4 separate regions of the Homo sapiens genome follow, and all the other regions are linked to region 2. Evidence: chromatin loops called from intact Hi-C (ENCODE). Cell type or tissue: endothelial cell of umbilical vein. All regions are shown on one strand. Links, peaks and the distances in the headings refer to the core of each region. The heading gives the core; the rest is flanking DNA. Region 1 overlaps LOC101927896 (a long non-coding RNA gene). Region 2 has its middle 160 kb from the start of SH3BP4. Region 3 overlaps SH3BP4 (SH3 domain binding protein 4). Region 4 overlaps LINC01173 (long intergenic non-protein coding RNA 1173).

Evidence for each region. A loop is a pair of places that touch in the nucleus more often than their neighbours do. Peaks named below come from ENCODE experiments on the same cell type or tissue, not always from the same donor. Only the 100,000 strongest peaks of a DNase experiment are listed, where the experiment ranks them.
Region 1: a loop joins it to region 2, with 4 times the contacts of the local background. A loop is called at or near these places in 4 of 110 quality-filtered maps.
Region 3: it touches region 2 in a loop (7-fold over the local background); 25 of 110 quality-filtered maps call a loop at or near these places.
Region 4: it touches region 2 in a loop (3-fold over the local background); 2 of 110 quality-filtered maps call a loop at or near these places.

Annotation. Positions count from the first base shown.
Region 1 is chr2:234,820,053-234,827,597 of GRCh38, reverse strand. LOC101927896 (a long non-coding RNA gene) reads left to right here. Exons shown (of 9, transcript XR_002959457.2): 5 at 2,485-2,665. Among named protein-coding and RNA genes, the nearest start is that of SH3BP4, 130 kb to the left of the region's middle. In endothelial cell of umbilical vein, for the core only: no CTCF peak of the experiment used is centred there; a DNase peak (open chromatin) is centred at 3,607; H3K27ac peaks cover 1,864 bases.
Region 2 is chr2:235,103,301-235,110,845 of GRCh38, reverse strand. No RefSeq gene overlaps it. Among named protein-coding and RNA genes, the nearest start is that of SH3BP4, 160 kb to the right of the region's middle. In endothelial cell of umbilical vein, for the core only: a CTCF peak has its summit at 3,527 (motif pointing right); a DNase peak (open chromatin) is centred at 3,545.
Region 3 is chr2:235,001,646-235,009,190 of GRCh38, reverse strand. All of the region lies in intron 2 of SH3BP4 (SH3 domain binding protein 4), which reads right to left. Among named protein-coding and RNA genes, the nearest start is that of SH3BP4, 53 kb to the right of the region's middle. RefSeq lists enhancers at 649-1,285, 2,643-3,232, 3,233-3,820, 3,821-4,410, 5,699-6,537. In endothelial cell of umbilical vein, for the core only: CTCF peaks have their summits at 2,970 and 3,180; DNase peaks (open chromatin) are centred at 3,170 and 3,340; H3K27ac peaks cover 1,534 bases.
Region 4 is chr2:234,687,981-234,695,525 of GRCh38, reverse strand. The region is part of intron 1 of LINC01173 (long intergenic non-protein coding RNA 1173); the gene reads right to left. Among named protein-coding and RNA genes, the nearest start is that of LINC01173, 9.1 kb to the right of the region's middle. RefSeq lists enhancers at 1-1,188, 7,045-7,545 and a silencer at 3,007-3,301. In endothelial cell of umbilical vein, for the core only: no CTCF peak of the experiment used is centred there; a DNase peak (open chromatin) is centred at 4,405; H3K27ac peaks cover 1,276 bases.

The DNA of each region.
Region 1 (7,545 bases), core at 1,930-5,929, 280 kb after region 2:
TTTAAATTTTTCCAACCTGAAAGCCTCTCTTAAGGAAGCATTCACTCTCAGAGCTGAGCCTACATTTGTAAGGGCCTGGGAGTGAGCACCTCCTTAAATGCTGTGCCCTGAGCACCTGTCTGGGCTTGCCCTAACCTGGTTGTGGGTGGGACAGGGATGCTTCCTAGAGATGATGGTGGGATGCAGCGTGGCTCTTATGGAAAGCTGATGTTTAAGTTGGTTGCACAAGTCAAAAAAATGGTCCAGAACAGAAACCAAATCCAAATATTCATAGATTTCAAGACCAAGTATTTCAGTGCAGAAGTCATTGCAAAAGCCAAGAGTGGGATCCAATGACAGAAGAAGTGGTAACAGAAGCTGAGTCCAAAAGATGAAGGGGTAAGTGTAGAAGCCAGGTGTTAAATAGGAAAGGCAAGACCCAAACATGCAGATCAAAGCACAGACCACCATGAGGGGGGAGATAGACAGGATCGTCACAATTCCACACTTTATTTGTTGTGTAATATTTCATCATGAGAATATAGCATAAGTATTTTTGGTAACAGCCTTATTGAGGTATAATGTTATTTTGAGACAAGGCCTGCCTCTGTGACCTGGGCTGGAGCGCAGTGGCGTGATCCCGGCTCACTGCAACTGTTGAGATATAATTGACATGCCATATAATTCACCCATTTAAAGTATGCACTTCAGTGGTTTTTAGGATAATCACGGAGTTGTGCAACTATCACCACAATATCAGAACATTTTCATCACTCCAAGAGAAGCCATACTCCTTAGTTATCACCTCCAGCTGTCCTATTCCCCTCAGCCCTAGGCATCCACTAGCATAATTCCTTTTTAAATATTTGCATTGTTGATTATTTGGCTTGTTTGCAATATTTCACAATTACAAGCAGTGGTCCATAGGATAGTCGTAGAGGAAGCATATATTTCCCCTATGACCACTGCTGCTTTCAGGTGGGTCCCATCAATGGAAGTGCCTTGCGCCTCGATGAGCCCCATGCCGGGATGGGGGTGGAGAGGAGGACCAGGGGCAGAATGTGGTTGCCAGGGTAGTGAGTCCTGGAGTAATGTGAGAAGTGTTTCCAGAGTGGGAGGAGGTGGAAAGGGTTGAGGGAGCAAGATAGGAAAGGACAAAAAAAAAAAAAAAGAAAAAAGAAATCCACAATGAAAGGATTGAGTGGAAATTCTTCAGTGTTCTGGTGAGTGGTCAAAGGATATTTTTAAAAAGGAAAGATGCCCAATGACCAGTGCAGAGTTGGTCATGTTGCTGTGTTGCGGATCCCTCTTCACGTTGCCTCCTTTCACCCATGCCAGTCTTCTGTGGTGGCTGCGGCACTCATGAATGCTTGGAAAAGTGTGTGTGTGTGTGTGTGTGTGTGTGAGAGAGAGAGAGCACAGGCGTGTGTGTGTGAGCACAGGTGTGTGTGTGTGAGCACAGGTGTGTGAGCTTGGAAAGGTGTCTGAGCATAGGTGCGTGTGCACAGGTGTGTAGGTGTATGTGTCAACGAAGACACTGAGTTTCCTTTCATAGTGGACATGATGGCAGTGAAGTCAATGTGTGCAGAAGCAAGAGCCTGAGGACTGAGGTGACCAGGAGAAGCTGCGTCTCCTTAAAATGCACAAAGTCCTGGCAAGGCTGTGGTGGAACTGAAGAGCTCAATGAATGCTAATCAGATCTCCTCAAGCAGCAGCAATGCCTTGGCTGCTGTCTGGATTACATATCTTTGTGACAATATTGCTTCCAACACTAAAGATGCTGTTTCCAAAGGCATTTTCCCAGGACTGAGATTACTGATCCAACACGAAGTAAGACTTTTGTGACTTGTGAAATGTGAATGGTGTTCCCAAAGGATCGCATCAATGTCCAGGACCACCAGCAATGTATGTGTGCACCAGTTCTGGCACATCTGCTCCAGACACGTGACAATTCAGGAGTTAAAAATCTCTTTGCGTTGCTGTTTTCAGTCATGTTTCAGTGATTGACACCCCGATAGCCTTCATTTCTAAGGTAGGGGATATTTTCTCTGAGAAATTGTCACCTTCATACAAAGTCTCAAGAGAGTAAGTTACCAGAATTAAGATGACATATTTGGATCTTAGATTCACAGTGATTTGTGAGTTTTTCACTTATACTTCTCAGACACAATTCAGCCCAGATCATGTGGAAAGACATGTTTGGAAAGAGGAAAACAGCTGGGATAAAATCTTTATTTTGACAGGCAAAATAAAATGGTGCTAATGTCCAAACACGTCTGGACTGTTAATGCTTCTAAAAATGGTCTCCACTTTAGGAAATGATATACATTTTTACACTAAAGGAAATAAATATTTTCTCATAGTCAAACTTAATGTCATTAACTAGACAAGTGAAGAGGGTCATAGATCTTTCTGTAGTTTATACTATAGCTTTGCTTAATAAGACTTAGAGATAGCAACTTGAACTTAATCACATATTATAGTTTTTTTTTTTTTTTTTTGCAGGAAATTTCTTTTAGAATGTAATAAATGCTTAAAGAAGAATTATACTGTGAGTAGAACAGCATGCAGCCTGGCACTTAGCAAGTGATCGAGAAATAATTCATGAGTGAATGAATGAACAGATGACAGATGTAACCAAAAATCAAAACTAAAATCACTTCTGAAGTCGAGGATGCACTTCTCAGTAAGTAACTTTGGTTATGATATCTCTGGTCCTTAAGGAAGAATTCTGGCTGGGCACAGTGGCTCATGCCTGTAATCCCAGCACTTTGGGAAGCCAAGGAGAGTGGACCACTTGAGACCAGGTGTTTGAGACCAGCCTGGCCAACATGGTGAAACCCCATCTCTACTAAAAATACAAAAATTAGCCAGGTGTGGTGGTGGGTGCCTCTAATCCCAGTTGCTTGGGAGGCTGAGGCAGGAGAATCGCTTGAATCCAGGAGGTAGAGGTTGCAGTGAGCCGAGATCATGCCACTGCACTCCAGCCCAGGTGACAGAGACCTGTTTCAAAATAATAATAATAATAATAATAATAATAATAATAATTTCTGAGAGTATATTGTCTCTTCTCCTTAGTTACAACACTGTGCTCTTTCTGGAGCTTAGTTTGATGGTCTTAATTTAAATTATGCCAATAACAAGCATTTTTGAGGAAGTGAGTTGATAACACAAATGCTTCTATGTGTGCAACGAGATCGCATTCTTAAAAAAACACATAACTTATTCTGTATCTGGGAGCAGATTCCATGTTATGAGGCTGTTTTTCAGGCCAGTGCTCCTGCTGTGTGGGCCCATTTAGCACAATTCCTCTGTGGGATTGCAGATGTGTCATAATTTCTAGGCACAAACTAATGTCAATCTGCTTGCACTTAAGTCCTCTGTTGTTAAACTAAATCATTTCCTCCTTTTCAGGCATTTTTCTCATCTGGATTTAACATAGATCTGTTCTCACACAAACATCTGTGGAATGAGCCTGGACATTGCTACGGAGGGCTGGTTAGAGGAGGAGGAAAGAAAGAATAATGGCTAATCATTAAGTTGCAGTGTGGGTGTTTGGTTGGGAAGAACCAGCTGGCGGAGGAATGGATACTACCTCTGACTCAGAGACATGGGCAGTGACCCCTATTGTCTGGCCAAGAAGGAGTCACATGTCTTTGGTGACTTCTTTGTTTACACTCAGAGTTTAACTATGAGGCAGAAATGGTTTCTTTGCCAAAGTCTACATTTGATGAAACATGGCTAATTTTAATTTTAGAGCTGAGCTTGGACCTTTCTTCTAGTCATTGCTCCAAAGTGGTGCTTACGGGAAAGGAGAGTATTCTTCATGATCAGCTCTGTCTTACATTCAAGTGCAGTCAGGCACGGAGGGACTAGAGCATCGGCCCTAGGCCACAGCTGGAAAGTCCTCTGCGTTGCTCAACAGGGGTCACAAAGCAAACTGAGATCATACGTGGGCAAAGGAAAAAAGAGAAGGCAAAACATTCAAAATCTCAAACATTTGAAACCAGATTTCAGTTGAAATATATAAGTTAATCAGTATCAAGCAAAAATGTCAGTCCCCAGAAAGCCAGTCTCTCCTTCACATTTATGTAAATACAGTTTGGGTTCTGATATCATTGGCTGCTGAATTTAATATTGAGACAAAGTGTAGTAGAGTAAAAGGCCTCCCAAAGCCACTTATTCCACTCATTCAGTCAAAAGAAATTTACTAAATGCTTTCCTTGTGAGCAACGCACTAAGCCAAGTTATGGCACTTCACTCTGTCAGCTTTCAAACGCACCATCCTAACACCATCACCATAAACAACATCATCACCAGAACCATCATCATCACCATCATTATCACCACTGTCATAATAACCAATACCATTCCCATTACCCAACACCCCCATCACCATCACCATTCCCATCCCAGCACCTTCATTATCACCATCCCCATCCCCATCTTATCACCATCATCGTCACCATCATCATCTCCAACACCATCCCCATCACTGACACTATCATAATCACCATAATCATCCCCATTCCAACACTATCATCACCATCATCAATACCATCACCAACACTGCCCTCATCTCAACACTATCACTATCCTAACCCCACCACTATTCCAACTCAATCACTATCACCACCACCAACACCATCCCCATTCCAACACTATCATCACCATCACTACCATCACCAACACTGCCCTCATCTCAACACTATCACTATCCTAACCCCACCACTATTCCAACTCAATCACTATCACCACCACCAACACCATCCCCATTCCGACACTATCATCACCATCACTACCATCACCAACACTGTCCTCATCTCAACACTATCACTATCCTAACCCCACCACTATTCCAACTCGATCACTATCACCACCACCAACACCATCCCCATTCCAACACCATCTTCATCACCAACACTATCATCACCATCACTATCATCAACACCATCGTCATTACCGTCACCATCACCATCACAATCATATCAACACCATCTCTGTCCAACACTACCATCATCACCAACGCCATTCTCCTTTGGAACTCTAGGCTTTCTTCGTACATTAGCTCATTGATTTTGGCCCTATGTGGTAGATATTATGGTCCTCATTTGTTTTTGATAGAAATGGAGCCTCAGAACAGTGACATTACTTGCCTGAGCCACATGCTAATAAATGGCAAAACTATATCCATTTTCTACTTCCTCAGATTCTCAGTTTTCTGTGGGATGTATCAGGAGACCACACCACATTAATCATGAAGATAAAAATGACCTTCATAGTAATGTATTATGTTCATATCAGTGCTGAAATGTTTTGAAGCACCTTTAAATTTATTACATCATTTAAGCTTATAGTAATCCCTGTAGAATGACAAGAATGTGTTATTATGGTCAAATTTAAAGCATATTTTGTTAAATATCTCATTTCCAAAATGAACTTGCAGTAAATTAAGTATCTGGTAACACATTTCCAAAATTAATCATTGTCGTCTGATGACACAGAAGTTATTCCAGGGCTATTGGTCAATTCTGGGTCAGTTTCCTCATGGAAACTGCATCTGAAAAGCTAAACTGGAAGGTACCTGTATTCAAAATGGCTAAAGGACTGATTAGGATTAGGATTGATTCCTAAATTAGCAATGACATTTTTTCCCACAAAGGATTATGCTTGGGGTTCCTGAATAACTGATTCCATCAATCATTGATTAACCTCCTCCTACGTGCCTGGTGTTGGGCTGAACTCTGCGGATACAAGAGGAGTAAGACACAGGTCCCGGCCTTGAGAGCTTACCATCCTGTGTGAGAGGCAGACACACAAGGAGAAATGTTCAATGCAGTGACCTGGCTGTGATAGTCGCATCCCAAGTGCTCTACGGGGACAGAGGAGAGGCCCTGAGCTCGCCCATGGGTCTGCCAGCATAAAGGCAAGAGAGGTGTCCAGCCTCAGGCACCTCCTCAGCCCAGTCTAGGAGCATAAATGAGAATTAGCCCAGTAAAAGGCTGGATGACAGAAAGGATCTGGGCAGAATGGACAGCACAAAACAACACTGTGGGTGGGGAAATAGCTGAGGGTGTGTAGGGAGCTGCGCTGGAGTCAAAAGCAACTTGTGTCAGTTTGCCTCAGACTTTCTTAGTTTTAGCACTGAAAGTCTCACATCCTGGCCATCTCCTTAGTCCCAGGCCAACTGGGATAGATGGTTAACCAAGGTAGCAAGCAATAAAGTTAAAAAAGATAGCCAGTGGCTGCATTATGGAGGGTTCTGTGTGTCAAGTGAAAGTTGTTTGGTTTTGTGTTATGGGTGATGGGGATCCACCGAAGGGTTTCAGAGACACTGCATGGTCAGGGAGGGACAGGAGAGATGTGACTTCCTGGAGGGGACAGGCAGCCTCATAATAAGTATGGAGGAGAGGGAGCAAGTGAGAGCATTGGAAGGGTTAAATCAATGGCTACTGTATGAGAGAAGCCTGACTTGGGGAAGTGAATTGGGTTGGAAAGGACAGGTGTGCAGAGAGTTGATTAAACTATGATAGTTTGGTTTGGAATATACTGTGTTGAAGGCATCTGCGTGTCCTTCGTATGCATAAGAGCACACAGATTGAGCATCAACAACCTTCCCAGGGTGCCGCTTTCCATTACTCTTTTAGGTCTCATTTGCCAGGAACTGAAAAGATGTGGAATTCCAGCTGAACTGCGTTTCTGGAGAACTCACAGTGAGCCAGGCATGAGGTTTAGATGCAGGGGATACAATGCTGAAAAGGCCAAGTTTTAAATAGGGTAGAAAACTTCCCAGATTGGAAAAAATAATTACTAGCATTGAAATCTAATTTTTAAAGCAATGTTTTCTCCAGCTCACAGCTCGTGGAATCCATTTCCTTTTGTGAAGCTCAGATGCGTAGCATGGGCAGGAATTGTACCATTGGGCATAGAGTTGAGCTCTGGGAGGCATGTGGAGGGATGTGCTTTGGCATGGCTGGAGAAGGCTTGTGGCTGGTTCTCGAGAGAACTCAGCTTGTTCTCTGTAGCTCCTTCCTGCTCATGTGGGTGTCCCCAACCCACATCAGTCCTAGTACCTCGTTCTTTCCACCACAGCACACTTCATACTTTCGAAACGTCTATTTATTTGTATATTTAAATAATTAAATTATCTGGCTGCCCTACCAGACTACATACTCAAGAAGGGCACGAAGCATCTATTTTACTCACCATTGTAGCTGGCATACAGTAAGCATTTCTTGAAACAACGGATCTCAAGCTTGGTTGCACATTGGAATCAGCTTGAACATTTAAAAAATTCTGATGCCTGAGTGCTTGCCCTGAAAGTTTTTGATTCAGTTGATCTGGGGTGTGGTTCGGACATTGTTTTGTTGTTGTTGTTGTTGTTTTGTTTTGTTTTTGTTTTTTGAGATGGAGTCTCACTCTGTCGTCCAGGCTGGAGTGCAATGGTGCGATCATGGCTCACCGCACCCTCTACCTCCTGGGTTCAAGTGATTCTCTTGCCTTGGCCTCCTGAGTAGCTTGGATTACAGGCATGCACCACCACACCCAGCTAATTTTTGTATTCTT
Region 2 (7,545 bases), core at 1,811-5,810:
AAGGCCTCAGAACCAGGAGAATCAATTGTATAAGTCCTAGTCTGAGTCCGAAAACCTAAGAACCAGGAGAATCAATTGTATAAGTCCTAGTCTGAGTCTGAAAACCTGAAAACCAGGAGCTCCAATATCTCAGGGCAGGAAAAGATGGATGTTTCAGCTCAAGCAGAGAGAACAGACTCATCCTTCCTCCTTTTTGTTCTCTTTGGGCCTTCAACAGTTTGGGTGATGGCTGCGCACACCTGTGAGCACAGTTCTTTTTTAATTGGTCTACAGATTCAAGTGCTAACCTCTTCCAGAAACACTCTCAGAGACACATCCAAAATAATGTTTTACCAGCTATCTGGGCACCCTTTAGCCCGGTTAAATTGACACAGAAAATTAACTATCTCACAAGGTGCCTCCGGTAAAAGAAACTGTGCAGTGTTTGTCCTCTTGCGACTGACTTATTTCACTTAGCATAATGTCCTCAGCAATCATCCATGTTGTAGTGTGTGTCAGAATTTCCTTCCTTTTAAAACGGAGTATGATTCCCTTGTGTGTATACACCACAGTTCGTTTATCCATTCATCCAGTGATGAACACTTCAGTTGCAACCTCCGTTGTTTGGCTTTTGTGAATAATGCTGCTAGGAACATGAGTTTGCAGATACGTGTTCAAGACCTTGCATTTAATTCTTTTATGTTTTTGCCCGGAAGTAGAATTGTTGGATCCTATGGTGATTCTGCTTTTAATTTTTTGAGGAACGACCACACTAGTTAGCAACAAGTGATTTTGAAATAAAATTGTTTCATGAAGTGATGCTTCTCTACAAAGGCAGCCCCTAAGAGCCCTTTGGGGGCAGGAACCAAGTCCTCTCTTTTGTATTCTTGGAGTGGGAAGCACTACAGGCATCAGAATCAACTATGATTTCCGCATTACTGCTCAGAAAAGAGGAGCAAGCTTCCAGAAGCAGACCTGAGAATTCCTGAACTCAATAACGGCTCCTGTAACAAAGCTCATGTCCCCTTTTCACAGCTTCCCAGACAAGACCTCCTCTCCAGGACACCTCCCTGATTGAACCCCCCTATTTATTTATTTATTTATTTATTTATTTATTTATTTTTGTTTTGAAACAGAGTCTCACTCTTATTGCCCAGGCTGGAGTCAATGGTGCGATCTCTGCCCACTGCAACCTCTGCCTCTCGGGTTCAAGTGATTCTTCTGCCTCAGCCTCCCGAGTAACTGGGATTACAGGCATGTGCCACCACGCCCGGCTAATTTTTGTGTTTTCAGTAGAGATGGGGTTTCACCATGTTGGCCAGGCTGGTCTTGAACTCCTAACCTCCGGTGATTCACCTGCCTCAGCCTCCCAAAGTGCTGGGATTACAGGTGTGAGCCACCGCGCCTGGCCAGAACCCCCTTTATTTTGACATTGGTAGCTTTAAAGTGTCTTGCTGGCCTTCTTTAACCTCCTTGTCCCCAAGTCAGGCAATCCCTTTTAGAGACAGTGCCCCTAACGTAACATTTTAATAAGCCTAAATGCTTACCCCAATACTTTTTATAAACCAGAATGTCATATGTTAGAACCAACCTGAGCAAGTTTTACTTTGGAAGAAATCAATAACAGCAGGTTTCTCCTAGCATCTGTGGTGTCTAGGGCAAGGGTACAAAAGGAGACCCAGGTAGTGTGCATGTGTGTGCACGTGTGTGTGTGCATGTGTGTGTGCACGCATGTGTGTGCACGCGTGTGTGTATCGGGAGGTATAGGATACAGATATAGTAGAGAGATATTTAAAAGGTACAAATAAAACGAATGAATAAGTATGTTTCATCATTCTATCTTGAAAAGCATACCTTCATAAGAACAAAAATGGAGCGATATATGTAAAGCTGTTGTTTTAAATGACAGAAAGTTGGTAAAAATCCAAGACATCTGAATTTAATAATCATTGTGTATGCCTAAATATCCCGTGGATAGGCTACACTGTTTGAATAAGTAAGTAACAACATACATAATTGATAAGTTATATATTATCCATAAATTTTTGTCTTTTCTTAATTTTAGCAAAGAACACTAATTACGTTGTTAGAATCAATATTTTCATATAATTTGCATTCCATTGATAGTAATGACAAATTAAGCAAACTTTCTGAAATCATTAAGGTTCTCAGATCATTTTTTATTAGTTTTATTTTGAGGAAACTTTGACCCGCTAAAGCTATAGCTATTGGAATTGTCGATAAGTTTTAGGAAAGTACTGTGATGCAGAAACGTACCAGGAATTTACATAACTTATTCAAACATTGTAATAGGGCTGCACAAAAGAGATTGTCATTGTGGCATAAAATACAAAATGTTTTAATTTTATCATTTAAATTATTACCACTCGTATGATTTTTCCCATCCCTTAAAGCAATATCAAGATTCATAGATAAATAAAAAGAATCAGCTTTAGCATCACATATGTTGTATCTAGATCTATACATATAAAATGTAATAAGTGACACAAATTGTTTAATATTGAAAAATGTTGGTTGGGCGCAGTGGCTCACACCTGTAATCCCAGCACCTTGGGAGGCCGAGGTGGGAGGATCACCTGAGGTCGGGAGTTCAAGACCAGCCTGGTCAACATGGCAAGACCCAACATGGCAAAATTTAGTAGCAATTTTTCTTCTATAAATACAAAAATTAGCTGGGTGTGGTGGTGGGTGCCTGTAATCTCAGCTACTTGGGAGGCTCAGGCAGGAGAATCGCTTGAACCGGGGAAGTGGAGGTTGTAGTGCACCAAGATCATGCCACTGCACTCCAGCCTGAGCAAGGGAGCAAGATTTTGTCTCCAAAAAAAAAAAAAAAGAAAAAAGAAAAAGAAAAAACTTCCTGAGACACCAGGTGCAAGGGCTTCGAGTACTCTATTTATCTATGAATATTTCTGAAATCACTAACAGAAAATGGATTTTCAGCACTCCTGGGAAAGGATTTGGTTATGCAAGAATCGGTTGCATCCATGCTCTCTGCAAGGAAGAATTTGACAAGTCAATTAGTTTGTATCTTCTTTTTCAAAATGGTCGCAGTTCAGTGACCATCTCTGATAGCTGCAGTTGTGCAATCTACAAACCTCACAGCTTTTGGATAAAGTCACCTTTGGTCTCGAGACACAGACCTACAGAGAAGCATTTCCCTGGGGCCTACACAGTATTATTGACCAGAGCAGATATTTAGAGTTTAGGGTCACTTTTGCCAGAGACAAATTTCAGACCCTGAGCAATATATGTAAAGCTGTTGTTTTAAATGACAGAAAGTTGGTAAAATATCAAAGATGTCTGAATTTAGCCACTATTGTGTATGCCTGAATGTCCTGTAGACAGGCCATGCTGTTTGAATAAGTCATTTTGACCCTCTAATGCTTGGGGCCAAAGGAAGGGGCTCCTCTTGCCAATGTCAAAGGCAGAGTCAATGTGCAACTTTGCCTGAGAACTAGATGGATGGGAGCTCTTAGACTCCTTGTCCCAGGCACAGAAACTGACCAAAGAAGTGAGCTTTGGGAGTCAGCAGGTGGCGCCTGGTTTCCAATCAAAGGCTCTGACTCCAATCAAAGGCTCTGACTTTGCTCCTGACAGCCGTGGGTCCAGGGTCACTTTCCCATCCCAGTCCGGAAATGAAAAAGGGAGATGCAGCATTCTCAGGGGAGGGTGGGGCAAGGCAGAGGATCACTATCCAAATCATTAACTTGTTTAAATCCTGCTGGATTTCGCCATTAAGAGGCTGCCCACCACCCCCGTGAAATGTCCAGCAGCAGTTTGCAAGAGAGACACGCCACTTTCAGGCAGCCCCACAGATGGGGGTCGGGCTGGAGACGAGCAATGTGATCCCAGGGCCCAGTGCAGGCCATCTCCTGGAGTTCCTCAGAAGAGATGCTGATGGCAGAACTTTAAAAAAAACTCTTCATTTTAATTGGAAGACGGGGCTGCTTTTAGGGCGAGGGCTGGATTTGGTTCCATGGAAGACCAAAAGTGTGTCTATTTTGGGGCATATGATCCAAGGAAGCGCCAGGCAAATGGGGCCCTCACACCATGTGAAAGCTTCTGGGGGTCCAGTGAGGACCACCCGCCAACAGAAGCGCAAGACAAGAATGCGTTTTATAGGGCATGGGCTCACACACTCCACATTCTGTGCTTTACAAACAGGTGCCTTTTGGGTCCTTACAGAGCCCTATAAAAGACATCCTATTATTATCACACCATTATACACATGAGGTCAGCAAGGCATAAAGACTTGGAGAAATGGCCCAGGGGTGTCAGTTCCAAAGCTCATCCCCTTAACAGGTTAAGGGCTGAACACACGTGGGGCCAACCATGAAAAGAACAAGAGCAACAGCAGCAGCAAACCCACAGGGACAGGCAGGACGGCAGTTTGCGTGGGTACCAGGCTGGCTGGGGAGCGAGCCACGCTCACTCTCCCGCAGCTTCCCCTCCCCAAATCAGCTCCAGCCTGAAGAGCAACCACTGGAAACAACACTTGCCACAAACCCAGCTTCAAGCAGGTGACCCTCCCAACCCTTCCAACCAATCCCCACTCCTCCAGTCCTCACCCCTTCCCAGGAACGTCACAGAAACTCTGTCATCCCCACTGTCCAGCGAGGCAGGGCTGCAGCCGCTCCTGGAGTGACAGGCTAACCGTGGGACAACTCACAATCAAATGAACCCTCTTCCGCGTACCCAATGCAGATGTCAACACCGACACACACCTCCATGGATGACGACGTGCACCCACGCATCCCCACAGCGCACGTCCAGCAAGCTCAACAAATCATCACAAAGTCAAGGGCTTAACACAACACCTGTTTATTAGCTCATGGTTCTACAGGTCAGAAGTCCGACGACATCTGGGTGGAGTCACAAGGCCGAAAGCAAGGCGTCAGCTGGGCCGCACTGCTTTCTGCAGCTCTGAGGATGACTCATTGGTGGGCAAGTCTGGTTCCCCGCAGTTGTGGAGGGAGGTCTCATTTCCCTGTGGCCTCCACTGGGAGCCAGTCTTTGCTCCTCGAGGTGACCTGTATTCTTTCCACTTTCCACGTGGCTTCTCCTCCAGCCACAGCCACTCCGTCCCTCCCACACTCCAGATCCTACAACTCTCTCTGTGGCAACAGCTTTGGGCTGCAGCTGGACAAAGTTCTGTGCTCTTCAGAGTAAAGGAAATCAAAATATTTCTCCTCAAAATATTGAGAACTGTTAGTTCAAGACACTGAAAACGCAGGGAAACACTGCCTTGGCCTCCGCTTACCTGATGGCAGGACTTCAGTCCCTCCTTCCTGGAGACAGTGCTTGTCATCCACCCAGAGAAGGCAGCAGCAGACACCAGAAGAGTCTGGGAATGCATTTTACCATCTTCCTCTAGTTTCCCACCTTTTAAAAGATGAGAGCTGCTCTCACCTTCATCTTGTCACTGTATAGAATTTATGGCTCTTCATTAGAATACTGTTTACGCAAGGCCTCTAAGCCACTGCCTTCAGAGAGAAATACTTTTGAACTGAGACCTCTCTCATGTGATGGGTACAGCAGGTGTTAATAAACGTCTGCTTGTTTTTCTTTAGTTAATTTGACTTTTGTTTTCAGGAGAGTGTCTCAACTAAGAACCCAGAAAAAGGGAAAGGATAGAAAAGAAATTATGTTTTGTCTCCTACAAGGGCTCATGTGATTAGATTGGGCTCACCCGTATAAGCCAGGAAGATCTCTCTATTTTAAAATCACATATATTTTCTTTTGAGACGGAGTCTTGCTCTGTCTCCCAGGCTGGAGTGTAGTGCCGCAATCTCAGTTCACTGCAACCTCTGCCTTCCAGGTTCAAGCGATTCTCCTGCCTCAGCCTCCTGAGTAGCTGGGACTACAGGTGCCAGCCACTGTGCCTGGCTAATTTTTTTTGTATTTTAATAGAGACGGGGTTTCTTCATGTTGATCAGGCTGGTCTCAAACTCCTGACCCCAAATGACTCTCCCGCCTTGGCCTCCCAAAGTGTTGGGATTACAAGCAGGAGCCACTGGCGCCAGGCCACAAATCCATAATCTTAACCTCATTTGCACATTCCCTTTTGCCACAGAATGGTACCCATTCACAGGTCCTAGGTATAAGGGTGAGGGTGAGAACATCTTGTTGATGGGGGAGGGGTGTGAGTCTGCCTGCAAGTGGGCTGGGGGAAGATTTTATGGACCTCATTGTCTTTACATGATAAAAATACCACTTCCAAGTTGAACTCGGCCTGTAAGGTTTTCCCCAATTTTCAAGTCTTTTCTCCTAAACAGAGTCTATCAGTTGTAGTGGCCTCTGGGGAGGGAGGAAGGGTCCCTAGGCAAGAGTGGGGCAGGCAGACTGCTTGTCACTGTTTTCTCTTTTGTATCCTGATACTTACTCCATGAGCATGTTTTGCCTTTTACAAAAAATTTTGTTTTTTAAATGCCTTTTACTGCATGGCAATTATCCATTTCTCATATCAATGACCACCTACCCACCCACTCTGACTGCTATTTTGAGTTGGAAGCTGTTCACTTACACAAAAATTACAGCTTCTGGTGTGTGTGTGTGTTGTTTAATTGTTTCATAGACATTAGGATGCGGGTATGGTTTGGCTCTGTGTCCCCACCCAAATCTCATGTTGAATTGTGATCCTGAGTGTTGCAGGTGGGGCCTGGTGGGAGGTGATTGGATCATGGGGATGGTTTCTCATGTTGCAGCACCATCCCCCCAGTGCTGCCTCGCAATAGAGTTCTCACGAGGTCTGTCTGTTTGAAAGTGTGTAGCACCTTCCCCTTTGCTCTCTCTTCCTCTTGCTCCTGCCATGTAAGGCATGCTTCCTTCACCTTCGCCTTCCGCCATGATTGTAAGTTTCCTGAGGCCTCCCCAGAAGCAGAAGCCTGTACAGCCTGCAGAACGATGAGCCAATTAAAACTCTTTTATATAAATTACCCAGTGGCAAGTATGTCTTTATAGCAATGTGAGAACAGACTGATACAGACAGGGACTCAAACTTTGTTTTTAAATCATCTAGCAAATTTATTGAAAATGCAAATTCCCGGGCTTCATTAGGACCCCTGAGAATTCCGATGCAGGTGGTCTATGGAGCACCCCTTTAGAAATGTTGCTTGGAAGAAGATTTCACCCCGTATTTCCAACTAGCTGTGGGACTAGACAAAGTCTTAATGTCCTAATATCTCTGGAGGCCGGTTGACTTAGCAGAAATACTGGGGTTAAAATACCTGCTTGTACACGGGGAAAGGGACTCTAGCTGCAAAGTACAGGGCCTCAGAACCAGGAGCGCATGAGTACTTGGCTGTTACTCTCACATTTCATTTATACCAATGTGTGCTGTTTGGGAGGACTGGGCACCCAAGACATGAATCATTCATAGGATGTTAAAGAAAGAAAAAATTAGCAAGAGACTAAAAAGTCCAGTGGTACAAATAGCAGACAGTGGTTCGTGGAAGACAAATGTCTTTGGAAAAGCATTTTAAGAAAGAAGGAGAGGGAGAAAGAAAAGCAAGTGCATTTGATTCCGATAATCCAAGTAAAGAAATC
Region 3 (7,545 bases), core at 1,153-5,152, 100 kb after region 2:
CTCTGGGAAGCCTGGTTATCCCAAGTAATAGTCCTTCAGGTGCTAGGAGGCAAGTATATTCTACCCGGAACCATCTCTATTTCAACAAACTCACCAATGGGTCAGTGATGAACATTAAGCTCTCAGCTATGGGGAAACATTCTTATGCAAATCAGCTGATTTCTAGACAATCCCAGAGAACACAAGCTGTCCGTCCACCTGTCCCTTGGGCAAATGTCAGCCCAGCCCCTGTAAGCCAGCTGGAACCCCGGTGTTGTGCTGGTGTGGTAGAGCTTACAGGACAGTCAGACAAAAACAGGCAGGCAGCAGCCAGCTGCTCCCATTGCTTTCTTTTTTAAAGCAAAGCATAAATGAGCAAAGTGTGTGAATCACCCCGTTTTTCAGTAGGGCCTCTGCTACAAGCCCATACCAGGTGGAGATAAAATAGAACAAAACCTACCCAACAGGTTTCCTAGCGGGAGAATGAGTTCACCAGAGGCCGGTGGCCTTTTGATAATTCACAGCTTGTTTGCCTTGGAGTTTTTACAGCGAGTAGGGAGAGGTGCTTGGAAAGGGCACCAAGAGTGATCCAGAGCCAGAGGACACTGCCAGAACCAAGGGGAGCTTGGAGAAGCTTCTTTCTTGTCTCCAACTAGAAAGTACCTAAGGAGCATTATTCTACACAAAGGGTACCAAAAAGAGAATGAGGAGAAAATAACCACCTACAAGGAGAAGCGGTACAAGAGGTAGCACCTCAAGCGTTCTCCGCCTCCTGCTTTATTTCGCCATGGTTCCTGAGTAGGCCTCGGCTGGTTCTTCCTGGCGTTTTCTCTCTGGCCCTCCTGGGCCCTGCAGGGAGGCTGCAGCCCAGAGCTCATGCCAGGCGACCACAGAGCCCCAGCTGCATCAAAGGGCCTCCCTCCCACCAAGGGGCTGTCCCAACCCAGGGCTTCAGGCTGGCTGAGCTGGGAGGTCAGGGTGGCAAACAGGCCTCCTTCCTTTCAGCTTATACACATCCTGCGGTGGCCCCTCAAGCTGTGCCACACCTCTCCGGGCACCAGATCCCACCTAATGGCTCACGACACTGTTCCCACCCAGTCTGGAGAGGAAGGCCACACAGAGGGCCAAGTCCCAGGGCAGCTTTCCTGACAGCTCTGAAACCTCCAAGCCACCCAGCTGCGACTCTCCCTTTCCCACAGGGGTGCAGCTCACGCGGCATCCTCCACCCCCAACGGCTGGTCCTTCTTGGCCTCCTTCAGAGGGTCTCCTCCCCTGACTGCCCTTGACGTCCAACCTCTCCGGTGCCCATCCCTGCTCTGCTGGTCTCCTCGCTGGCGCATTCTCCTCGGGTGCCTGAGTCCACCCTGGGCATGGCTAGGGGCATCTCTGCTGATGGCCAAACCGTGTCTCTACCCTGCCTCCTCAGCACTACCCATAACTGCCCCCACGGGCTCAGGATGGCCGCAGCCCGGGCTCAGGATGGCCGCAGCCTCTCAAGCACTGCACGCCTGGTCTCTTCTTCCCCACTTAGCAACTGGCAGCGCCCAGAAATCCCTCATCCTAAATTCCTCCTTCCTCCAAAACCAGTCAATCAATTCTCTAGGTGAAACAGCAAACTCTCTGGAAAACCATTTCTCCACCTTATCACTGCTGACATTTGGGGCCGGATCCATCTTTGTGTGGGCTGTCCTGGGCACTGCACGATCTGCAGCAGCGTCCTCAGGCTCTACCCACTCCATGCCGGTTGGAACCTCCTCCCTCCTCCCTGCGTGGTGACAATCACAAATCTCCAGACATTGCCAAGTGTCCCTGGGGGGCTGGGAGAGGCAAGGTCGCCCCAGGTGAGAAGCTCTGTGGTAAAGGATCAGAGAGTCAGTATCTGGGGCTTTTCAGGCCATTTGGTCTCCACTGCAACCTGGAGGAAGCAGGGAGGAGCTGCTCTGGACCCCACCTGCCATCTCTCCATCTCTGACATCTCTGACCAGCTCCCCTCTGTGCCTCCTGCTCCTGCCTTCCTGCAGGGACTCACCTGTCTCACCTGGACTCTCCCACTCAACTGCCTCCACTCCCTCCCCTCCCTCCCCTCTACTTGATTTCACAGGTGTGGGCTCACCCGACCCTAGGAAATGGAATTCATTTCCATTCTGACCGGGGGAAGATGACATCCTTTACCCGTGGCCAGGCCCTGTGCTAAATGTTCCGTCAGCTCGTTTAAGTCTCTGAAGCAGATCCGATGAGTAGAGGAAATGGAATGGATTTGGGGAATGAACTTGTCTAAGGACACACAGATGCGGCGTGGCACCCCCAATCTTCTTCACTAAACACCAGGTGCATCAGCCATGTTGCTGCTGTCACGGAGGTCCTGCCCTAGTCCCCCTCCCTTTATCTCCCCTAACCCAGCCCCTCTTTGAATCCCCAGGCAAAACCCAGATGGAGGGTCAGAGCTGGAGGGTCTTGGCAGCCGTGCAGTAGTACAGACGGACGCTTCCATTTGGGAACAGGCCTCACATGCTTGGCCTTGCCAGTCTCATCGGAGAGCCCAAGGGGTGCTGGCCCAGCAGAAATCTAGGCTGGGTGGCCCCTGGCAAAGCAGAGCGAGGGGGGCCCCTGAGTCCACAGACTCCTGAGAGCACAGGCCCCTGAGAGCACAGGCCCTTGGGAGCACAGGCCCTCTGCTTCTGAGAGTCCTGTGGTCCCGCCTGCAGCCAGCCCAGCACCATCGGGACCTTCATCCGCTGGCTTCTTTCCGGGAGTGCTTTTATATCACAGCTAAAAATCCATTAGGAATAAAAGGCACTATGCTTCGTTTCCTAAAAAATGCTACCCCACAGATTTTTGATGGATCCACTCTTGACCAAACCCATGATGCGTATGATACCCCCTGGGGCAGCAAGTGGCCGCTCTGAGATTTTCTGAACACACTCACGCTCAGCCCAAAGGAAAAGGGCAGGAAAGAAAAAATCCTCGCGGAACAAAGCCCGCAAAGACAAAGGAGACCAAGGCTGACTCCCATCTCCCACCTGCTGGCCTTTTCCCGTCCTGCTCGCTAGGTCGTAAAAGCCGTGGCCGGCGTGTGCTCTGGGTACAAAGCAGGCCCCATTCTCAGGTCACTCCACTCCAGCCAGCCCAGCACCATGCCAGGACAGGCGGCTCCTGCCCAGGATTAGTGGCTGGGGCCAGACAGCTGCAGGGGCTGGGCCGGCTTCCTACTCCCCCAGGGATCAAAACCTCCCTCTGGCGCCTCCCACAGCCAGGAACACAGGCGGGCACGCAAGAGCGGGATTCCAATTGCAGGAGCTAAGAGTGCTTGGCTGTGTGTAGACCCAACCAAGCCAGCCTGCCTGGGACCCTGGGACGGCCAGGGCTGGCTTGTTTACAATGGGCCACCCCTCCCAAAGCCAGCATGCTCTGGCTCTCCTCTCGTTCTGCCCCCACTGCATTTTGTAAGATGTGTGTGAAACCTGCAAAGCCTGGATCCCTGGGAGGGTTCAGCAAACATGTGCTTCCTTTGAAGCTCTGAAAGGCAGAAGCACAAGAGAGGTCAGCCTGTAGCCTGGACACGAGGAAGCCAAGATCAACAACTAAGCAGGGTGGCGGAGGCGGGGGTTCAGCAGCTCTGAGGGGCTCAAGGTGTCAGGGGAAGATTTGTTAAAATGCAGGTTCTGGGCCTGCCTTGGAGATCTTCACTCAGTAGGGCTGAGACATCACTCAAGGCCCCAACAGGAAAGGGACAATTTACAACAGTGAAGGGACCCCTGGGGGAAGTGACGCCAGGGAAGTGGGGAAGGGGGAAGCCTCCACTGGAACCTGGGGGAGACAGGGACCCCCAGTCAGGGGAGCCGGAGTGAGCCCCAGGCGAGGGGCTCCCCTGACACCTCCCTCTCCACCGCAAGCCAGAAGTCAGGGGAGCCCCCTGGGGTACAGCCAATTCAGACCACTCCCTGGGCCAACAGCACAGCAGGGCTGGGAGGGACAGACAGACAGACAGACAGACATGGCCAGCACAGGGCATGCCCAGGAAGCTGCCTTTCCACAGCAAGCCTCCTGTGTGACACCTGGGCAAACACCTGGCCTAGGTCTGTTGTTGACTATCCTGCTCTCCACAAGCAGTGCTTCCTCGCAGTCCTGTGTTAACACCCAGGGGGATCTGCAGGCGGATGGCACCTAACACAGGCCTTTATGTGACAGCGACCCTTGCTGGTCCATGCCAACAGTGAGTTCAACAACATACCAAGCCCTACCTCCTGGGAGATTCATAAAATCCTGGGGATAGGCATGGGGTGGAGGAGAAGGAATCAAAAGCCAGGGATCTCTCCAAGAACTTGGAAATGAGAGAAGACAGCTCTTAGAACAGAATTAGACCATCAAATACATGAATCCTAGTAGCACCAGTCACAACAGCCAGAAGGTGGCAACGACCCAAATGTCCATCAACGAATGAAAGTGTAAACAAAATGTAACATAGCCATACAATGGAATATTATGCAGCCATAAAAAGGAATGGGATTTTGACACATGCTGCCACGTGGATGAACCCTGGAAACAGTCTGCAGTGAAAACAAGACAGTCACCAAAGGCCACCTATTGTATGGTTCCATTTATAAGTCATGTCCAGGATACACAAATCCATAGGAATCCATAGAAACCGAAAGCAGAGCAGTGGTTGTCAGGGGCGGGAAGGAGGGGCAGCGACTGCTAATGGGTGCCCTTTAGGGTTGAAAAAATGTTCTGGAGATGTGATAAGAGGTGGTGGTTGCACAACTTTGTGAATATTCTATACAGCACAGAATTGTGACATTTCAAAATGGTAAATTATATGTTATGTGAACTTCATTTCAATAAAACTTTTTAAAAAAAATAATGAAACCCTGTAAAGAAGCAAAGCCACTCTAAAGAGGTCCAGTGCCACCGAGGCGACTACAGGCAATGACACCTTAAGAAGGTGCCCATGAGGAACCCATCTGAGGCTAAAATATTATGCACATGCACAGAGAACAGTCTGGAAAGATACATTTATTAAAAATAACTGTGACACTGAGAGCATATTTTTGTTATGAGAAATAACTACTAAAGCATAGAAAAAGAAAACCTATGTTTAGTTAGGAGTTAGGAGGGTACCTAGTCAGTCAGGCACAGGAAAAACGCCACCAACAGGGGAAGCCGTGGCAAACTTCACCGAGTGACAGCCAGGAGCCGGGAGCAGTTGGGGTGCTAACGGGGAGCCCCAAAGCCTGCAGTCCCACTGGAGCAATGTACCCCACAGAGGGCAGGTACCTAGGGCCATCTTGGGTGGGTTTTAGGACTCTCAAAACCCAACTCAAACCAGCTAAGAAAAAACAGGAACAGACTGTGGCCCCTAAAATCACACCGAGGTGAGGACAGGGGTGGGGCCATCCCTGGAGCCAACTGGATACAGACACTGCAAGCCCCCCAGCCTCCAGCCTCTGTCACCATCACTGTGAGTTCAGCTTCTGTATGCCAGAGCCACATCTCCCTGCATAGGAGCGTGACTGGGAAGGTGTCACACGCCCATAACTGCAACTTCTCACTCCCGTTTTACAGATGAGCAAACTAAGGCCCAACAGAGGTCAGTGAGCAGAGCCATGCAACTGTTCCTCACCAAGATTTGACCCCCTCCACCCCTCAGACCAGAGAGTTTAGTTCCAGAGTCCAGGCTACACACAGGTGCTGGCAAAATGGGAATCTGCTTCTCAGCAGATAAAACAGTAAACAGACACTCTATCCTTCGAATGACCCTCATTCTGCTCTCATGCCCCGACCTGTACAGTGAGGATGCATTATCTGCACCTCCAAAGTATCCCCTTTTTTCCTGTCAAATGAATACATTGGTACCCTGGCCTCAGTGGCCTGCGTTTGTAGGATCTAAGTCCACCCCAGAATCTGGTGTTTGAGAGCTAGGCCCTGGCCAGGGGAGAGTTCTCCTCGGTCACGCTGGTTCCAGCCCTTGGGTACTGCTTCCTGGGTCCCTGCCACAGAGGACCAAAAGGACAGGGCCACGCTGGCCCTGCTGCCAGCCATGCCCCATCCACCGAAGCCCTGGGCTTATTCGATCAGAAGCCTATTCACGTGTGATAGCTTGAAGATTTTCTAAAGAAACGTAGCATCCAAGTTGGGCAAACTATTTCATAGCAACTAAGAGGCAGACCTGCCTCCTGGCACACATCTATGCCTGGGCAGATGGCAGCCAGGTTCAAGTTACTTCAAGTTCTTTTGAAATCAGGAGATCAAAGGCAGAACGGAATCAGCATTCCTGTTGGAGGTTCATCCGGGCCCTCCCTGGAATCTGCTGCTGTCAGGCAACTCCTCCCTCTGCTGACAATTCTAGAATCTTGTGTGGCCTTCCGTTATCTGAACCCAGCCCATCTGCTCTGGGGACCCTATGTCACGGCACTGGGATCAGAAGATTCTACTGGGGTCCATCCCTGCCAAATGCCTGACCCTTTTTGTTTTACTTGTTTTGTTTTTGAGACAGGGTCTCGCTCTGTCATGCAGGCTGCAGTGCAGTGGCGTGATCACAGCTCACTGCAGCCTTGACCTGCTGGGCTCAATCAATCCTCCCACCTCAGCCTCCTGAGTAGTTGGGGATACAAGTGTCACCAGCACGACTGGCTAATTTTTTGTATTTTTTATAGAGACCAGGTTTTGCTATGTTGCCCAGGCTGGACTTGAACTCCTGGACTCAAGTGATCCGCCCGCTTCAGCCTCCCTTGGATTACAGTCATGAGCCACCGCATCCAGCTTGACCTTGGTTTGATGACTTCAGCTTCTCTGAGGCACAAGTTTCCTCATCTGTAAAACGAGGCTGCTAATGAATATTTGGCTCAACCCACCTGTCCTTCAGAAGATTACGCAACATAACAAACCCAAGACAGCTTGGCAAACTATAAACCACTGTGCACAATTTAAATATAAAATAAGCCTGCAGGAGAGTTCTTCAAATCCTGTATAGTAACAGTTCTCTCCCGCAGCTTCCTCTTCGCCAAATCTGACGATGGCCCCAGAATTGCATCGTTTAAAAATGTACCCTCCAGCCCAGCATGGTGGCTCACACCTGTAATCCCAGCACTCTGGGGAGGCCGAGGCGGGCGGGTCGCCTGAGGTCAGGAGTTTGAGATCAGCCTGGCCAACGTGGTGAAACGCTGTCTCTGCTAAAAATACAAAAATTAGCCAGGTGTGGTGGCGCACACCTGTAATCCCAGCTACTCTGGAGTCTGAGGCAGGAGAATCACTTGAACCCGGGAGGCGGAGGTTGCAGTGAGGTGAGATTGCGCCACCGCACTCCAGCCTGGACAACAGAGTAAGACTCCATGTCAAAAAAAATAAAAAACAAAAAACAAAACACCTCACCCTCCTTTGAGAGCCAATTCATAATTCCTCTTCAAATGCAGCACTGAAATGTCCAGGCCGGAACACCAAGTTGCCCGAACGGTCCGTGAGAACTCATCTCTCCAGTCACCTGTACACAGGCTTCCCGGATGCGGCCTCTTGCCCTGGACTGTGGGTTTCTATTAACCTATCTAGGGGAGCACCTTCGACGTTCAGGCA
Region 4 (7,545 bases), core at 2,288-6,287, 420 kb after region 2:
TCCCTAGCCCTTTTTTTTTCTTTTGAGACAGAGTCTCGCTCTGTTGCCCAGGCTGAAGGGCAGTAGTGTGATCTCAGCTCACTGCAATCTCTGCCTCCCAGGTTCAAGTGATTATCCTGCCTCAGCCTCCCAAGTAGCTGGGATTATAGGCATGCACCACCACGTCCAGCTAATTTTTTGTATTTTTAGTAGAGACAGGGTTTCACCACGTTGGCAAGTCTGGTCTCAAACTCCTGACCTCAGGTGATCTGCCTGTCTCAGCCTCCCAAAGTGCTGGGATTACAGGCGTGAGCCAACACGCCCAGTCAGAAATTTCCTAGCTTTATAAAAGGCCTAGTAACAATGAATCACTATTAATTAGCACCCTTTGAACCCAGATTGTGGTCTCTACATATCATTTCCCACAAAAAGGAACCAGGGCTCTTGAGAAGAGTTAATACAGATTCTGCAGTCAAGGAAAATGCAGGATGTGTCTAGAATTTGTCATAATATCAAAGAAACCTGTTGGAGATTATTATAGGCACATTCAAAGAACCGAGGAGGAGAACAGGCAAAGCTAAGCTATCGCAAGAGAAAGTAAACTCATAATTGCTTGGGGCCCAGATTTGGAGAAGGGTAAGTGATTGCAAAAGGATATAAGACAAAAGCCTACTGTTTTTCTTCTTGGGTGAACCTGAACCTGAAATTAAGGTTGATGTGTTTTGGAGAGCTTTGTGATAAGGTCGGCAGGTGACCACCAGAGACTTCCTGGAAAGGTCAGCTGGGGCAGATCCCAGGCACAGGAAGCCAAGATGGAAACTGCCCTTTCTAGCTGTTGCCTCTACTCTGCCCTCCTCCCAGATGATCTGTGGTTGTTTTCATTTTTCTGAGCTTCTGACTCATATTGTGAATGGCCCACTTGACCTCTGCATTGGATGTCTCATAGGCATTCAGTGTTTCCAAATCTCAAGCTGATTTCTTGACCTCTCACCTGCAGCCTACGCATTAACATTACTTTAGGCTTTTCCATCTCTGGGAAACTACCACCTTCTGCTCAGTGGCTCAAGTCAGAACATGGAATCTCCTTGACTTTTCCCTCCTCTACTGCTCCCAACCCCCAACCCATCAGCAAGATCTGTCTGCTGTAACTTTGAAGGAGGTCTTAAATTGCCCTCTTGCCTCCTGGTTCACCAGGACTGCTCTGTGCAAACTGCTGCATATCTCCTTCACATTGTCAATGAAAAGAGTCAAACTCTGTAAAATATTTGAAGAGATTTATTCTGAGCCAAATATGAGTGACCATGGTCTCTGACACAGCCCTCAGGAGGTCCTGAGAACATGTGCCCAAGGTGGTCAGGGCACAGCTTGGTTTTATACATTTTAGGGAGGCATGAGACATCAATCAAATACATTAAAGAAATACGTTGGTTTGATCCAGAAAGGCAGAACAACTCAAAGCAGGGGCTTCCAGACTATAGGTGAATTTAAACATTTTCTGGTTGACAATTGGTTGAGTTTATCTAAAGACCTGGGATCACAGAAAGGAAATGTTCGGGTTAAGATAAAAGATTGTGAAGACCAAGGTTCTTTTGAAGTCTTATGGTGGCTGCCCTTTAGAGATAACAGATGACAAATGTTTCCTATTCAGATCTTTAGAAGGTGCTAGACTTTTAGTTAATCTCTTTAGGATTGGGAGGGTCTTGAAGAAAAAGAACTAGCTAGGTTAATAGAGATTCTTTATAGATGCAAATTTTCCCCCACAAAGGACAGCTTTGCAGGGCCATTTCAAGATATGGCAAAGAAACATGTTTTGGGGTAAAATATTTTGATTTTCTTCCTTGTCTCATAATGTTATGCCAGAGTCAGGTTGGAAAGTAAGTCATCCTATATAGGGTTAAATTAAACCCATCTGATGAGAATTTATGATTTGTAGAACATGACTCCCCAGACCCTTGAGATAGAAATTCGGACAAGATAAAAAAAAATCAGATGATAGTCCTCAGGATCACCACAATGTCTTTCAGACTCACTCCTCTGAGATCCACCTTCCATACAGCAGCCAGAGGGACGTTATTCAACCAACCAGATCTTATCACTCCAGACAGTGGCTTCCCCTTGCACTTCCTGATTAAAATCCTGAATGTGGCCGGGTGCAATGGCTCATGCCTGTAATCCCAGCGCTTTTATGAGGCCAAGGTGTGTGGATCATAAGGTCAGGAGTTCAAGACCAGCCTGGCCAAGATGGTGAAACCCCATCTCTACTAAAAATACAAAAATTGGGCCGGGCATGGTGGCTTATGTCTGTAATCCTAGCACTTTGGGAGGCCGAGGTGGGCAGATCACAAGTTCAGGAGATCGAGACCATCCTGGTTAACACGGTGAAACCCCATCTGTACTAAAAATACAAAAAATTAGCCGGGTGTGGTGGCACATGCCTGCAGTCCCAGCTATTCGGGAGGCTGAGGCAGGAGAATCACTTGAACCTGGGAGGTGGAGGTTGCAGTGAGTCAAGATCTCACCACTGCACTCCACCCTGGGTGACAGAGTGAGACTCCGTCTCAAATAAATAAATAAATAAATAAATAAAAATAAAATCCTGAATGTGCCTTGCCAGGCCCTGCAGATGTCCCATCCCCCTGGAGTTATCTTATGCCACTCTCTTCTCTTTTGTTTTCTTGAAAATGCCTACCTCTTCATTTGCCAAAAGGCCTTTGTTCCTAGTCCTGCACTTGGAATGCTTCCAATCTCTGCTGCAGCCCTGGCCCCAGCATAGCCCTGCTTTCCAACTCCATTGACCCCCCAGGACCCAGTGTGGATGCCAGGTCCTCAGCAATGCCTTCTCTCCTCTCTCCAACCCCCAGTATTAGTCAGGGCTCCCTGCTTCCTTGGACATCACCCTAAGCACCCTTCTTACCTAGTTCTCTCTTCTGCCTGTAATTATATTAGGTTGACACAAAAGTAATTGCATTAAAAGTAATGGAGAAACTACAATTACTTTTGCATCAACCTAATACATTTACTTACAGGTTTATTTGTTAATGCTTGTCACCCCATGAAACTGTGGGTCCATGGGGGCAGGAGCCTATTGGTTTTGTTACCTACCACTCCATCCCTCACTGAGGAGCTAGGTAAATATTTGTTAAGTGAATGAATCGATTCATTCACACTGCTGATATCACATCAGCCCTTTTGTTAGAAGCCTTTAAAAACCTCCAGTCTCCTATAAGGCTCTATCTTCCTTATTCCAAATTGCTTCATACTTTGCTTTATTTTTTTTGGAGACCGAGTCTTGCTCTGTCACCCAGGCTGGAGTGCAGTGGTATGATCTAGGCTGATTGCAACCTCTGCCTCCTGGGTTCAAGCGAACCTCCTGCCTCAACCTCCCAAGTACCTGGGACTACTGGTGTGTGCCACCATTCCTGGCTAATTTTTGTGTTTTTAGTAGAGACAGGGCTTTGCCATGTGGGCCAGGCTGGTCTCAAACTTCTGGCCTCAAGTGATCCTCCCACGTGGGTCTCCCAACATGCTGGGATTACAGGCGTGAGCCGCTGTGCCTGGCCCATACTTGCTTTCAGTTTATTTTTTGTATCGTATACTTTCACTCCACACCCTATTGCCAGTTTCACCTCAGTGTAGCCACATTTCTCTTGGCCTCTGGAGCTCTATTTTCCATACTAAAACCTTTATCATCCTTTAAAGTTCAGCTCCAACTTCACTTTTTTGGTGCGGTCTTTCCTTCTAGAAGTCTGTAACATTTGCTTGTAACACTCGAGCTCATGTTTCTTTCTGCCTCATAGTAAATCAGGTGCTTTAATACCTCCCTTTACCACTAAATTGAAAGAATAAAAATCTCTTAGTTGTTATGATATTCGTCTAAGTTTGTAGCTCATAGGAGTTGCCAGGGAAAGATATGTTTGTCAAATTAATAAAAGCTTTCTTTAGTTAAAATACCATCCTCTGCAGTTACAAGGTTCCATCTCCTGGATCTTTTAAAGCATTTGTATTTGTCAGTATAAAGCATTCACAAAAGGATTCACTTTAAACCTTGCTGTGGACTGATCCCGCTGGGGATTTTCTATTAATCATTTAGTATTGGGTATCTGGTGACGACGGTCGTAGGGAAAAGCAATGGGAGCAGAGAAGCAAAATCCCGCCCCAGGCACATGATGGTCTTTGCACAGCCTGGTCTTTGAGTTATCGTCTTTGTAAATGGATATGGTGGCACAATTTCAGTGCCAAGAAGATAGACTGTTTTCATTTATTTTACATTATACGTTAGGACCTAAATATAAATATTCCAGCTATTCATCTCAGCATGATTTGGTTGTGGAAACATAATCGGAATTGTCTAAGAGACGCAGGCGGTGTCTATTTTGGTCCTGGCACAGGAAACTCAGCCTTTGTCCATTTTTACAGTTTGATTTATGGGAGGTTAAAAATTCATAATGCAGCAGCTAACCTCCAGCAAATATTGTTTTTTGCATGAGCCAATTCAAACGCTCCCTCATCTCAGGTTTCCTGTTCAAACGGTCTAGAAATGTGGAGTTTAGCTGCTACACACCAGCTTAAACTACTGAAAATCAGCCAGCCTTTGCCCTGTGGGGATCGGGAGGGGCTCAGCCCAGAAGACAAAGAGAGGGGCTAGGGAGCCATCCATCCACCTCTCAGGCACACTTTCTGTGTCAGCTGCCTGATGCTTGTTATTTTACTTAATCTTCCAGTAATCTCATGACATAGACCCCATTAGCTTTACTTCTCAGAAGCAGGAACTGAGACAGGTTAAGCAACCTGCCTGAGCTTGCAGCACTGGTGAATGGCCAAATGGCTTGGCCTGACTGTCAGGCTGTATGTGGGGCTTCCTGCTGCAGACAGCAAGCTGCAGCATGGTGGGATGTCTGCAGCTTACTGCTGGCTGTCCTGCTGCCTAGAGGCAGCGATGCAGAGAATTCATATAGTGGAAGTTGCGGGGGGGGGTTCATTTTCTTCTGGGCAACAACACAGAGCTGCCCTGTGCTTTGTGAAGTGTGGACACATAAGAGCATCCTATAGTCAAAGCGTGAGCTACACATCTAACTGTGCCAGGGGACAGGTAAACCCCCCTTTCCCTGCAGACACTGCTATGGATGCCTCACTCTCCCTTCTACCTCCCCAGGCTCTCAAAGGCCCTATGGACGGCTCTGGCCCACAGAAGCTTCTGATTGTTTGAAAGGAGCATCAGGGCCTAAAGGCTGCTCCGTGGGTGCTACTGCAGGGTGCGGCTGTTCCAGGACTCAGGGCTTGTCAGGATCCCGCGTGTGTGAGTGCAGGCCCCAGAGACTCCACACTAATTGCACCTGCTCAAAACTCTCTCCTAACTAACTGGACCACAGAGGCCGTGAGATAAAGAGACCCTGCCCTGGGCCAAGAGAAACACTGATGTAAACAGACAGGGAGACCAGGATGGAGGAAGCACGAAGGTGGCAGAAGGACACCCATGAGGTCTGCTTGGCAGTGCTGGGCTAAGTCAGGAGATGCAAGTGTTGCGCTGGCAATGCCATGGCCTGGGGATTTGAGGAAGCCTCTCCAGGCTCCTTATCAGGACGTAGATTTCATGGCTGACCTAGAGCTACCTGAGCAGGCCGGATTCATACTCCATCACTTTCCATTAAAATATCCCAAAAACAGGCCGGGCATGGTGGCTCATGCCTGTATTCCCAGCACTTTAAGAGGCTGAGGTGGGAGGATCACCTGAGGTCAGGAATTCGAGACCAGCCTGGCCAATATGGTGAAACCCATCTCTTCCGAAAAATACAAAAATTAGCTGGGGATGGTGGTGGCCACCTGTAATCCCACCTGTAATACTTGGGAGGCTGAGGCAGGAGAATCGCTTGAACACAGGAGGCAGAGGCTGTAGTGAGCAGGAGCTGAAATCATGCCATTGCACTCCAGCCTGGGCGACAAGAGTGAAACTCCGTCTCAAAAAAAAAAAAAAAAAAAAAATCCGGAAAATAAAAACATCTAACAGCTTGGAAAATTAGGACCTAGAGTTTCTAGGCCAATGTTGGACCTAGAGTTTAGGATGACTATTTGTATATTTTAGCAGAGCTTGGGTTTAATTGAGGAACACAGGGAATTCCCCCAAGTCCGCTGCATGAGATCAGCATAGCAGGTCCCAGAGAAGGTAGGAAAAGACTTTGACCCCCTGGGTGATCTTTGTTTGAGTCCACATTAATCAGAAAACAGAGCGGACACCCTCTCACTGCACAAGGTCACTGCACAAGGACTATCTCTGAAGCTATCAGCGGTGTTCCTACTTTCATCTACCTTTATTCCTCCTCTATATCTTTGAGCTCTAGTTCTCGACATGGTGGTGGGTGGGGGAAGGTCACTTGGCCACCTGCACGTGGACAGGGTAGTTCAAGGGAGGTTGTAATTCATGAAAACTTCTCTGGGTAGAACAAACATTTAATCCACAGGGGGAAGAACACTCACCATATACTAGGCAAGACCAACACACTACATGGGATTTTTTTAAAGGAAAAAGATAAAAATTCACATATATTTAGACAAAAGAGAAAAGAGGGCAGATTATTTAAAAACAAACAAAAATTAATCTGACATCAGACATTTCTGCAAAAGCCAGGGGATGATGTCCCCAAATTCACACACTTCTAAGAGGTAAAAATTGAGTCAAAGTTAGGTACAAAGACTATCATACCCAGCCACACTTTTACAACACAGGGTCATCCTTGGTTACATTGGGGATTAGAAAATGACCATTCACATTCTCTTTTATAATTAGTTAAGAGATATTCTAGCCAACATAAAAGCAATCAATATAAAGAATTAATTACCAAAAAAAGAGCACCTTACTTAGTCACCCCTTTAGTTAATAAACATTTATTGAATGGTTGCAAGGTGCCAAGGCATTGTGCTAGTAAGCAAAATTTTGAACAAAACCAGAAAGGTCCATGCCCTTGTGAAGCCCACAGTCCAAGGGACAAGAGGGAAATAAACAGGCAAACACCTACCAGGAGACAGGTAACATAGTGGCATGGTGCATGGTGGGATGGTGACAGGGTGAGATGGTGGTGTGGTAACTTGATAACATAGTTCAGTATGACAGGGTGCATCATGACACAGTGGTACAGTAAGTAACATCTCACCATATCATGGTGAGATGGTGGCATGGTGATGTGGCATGGTGATATGGTGATGTGACATGATGGCATTGTGGCAAGATGTGATATGGTGGCATGGTGATATGGTGTCATGGTGATGTTGTGACATGGTGACATGGTGGTATCGTGGCATGGTGGCATAATGATGTGGTGATATGGTGGCATGATGGTGTGTGACGTGATATGGCATGATGATGTGGTGGCATGGTAACATGGTGGCATGATGATGTGGTGGCATGGTGGTGTGGTGAGGTGGTGACATGGGGACATTGCAGCATGGTGGCATGATGTCATGGTGGTATGGTGGCATGGTGGTGAGTTGATGTGTGGCATAGTGACATGGTGGAATGATGGCACGATGGTGTGGTAGCATGGTGACATGATGGCATGGGTGGCATGGTGGCGT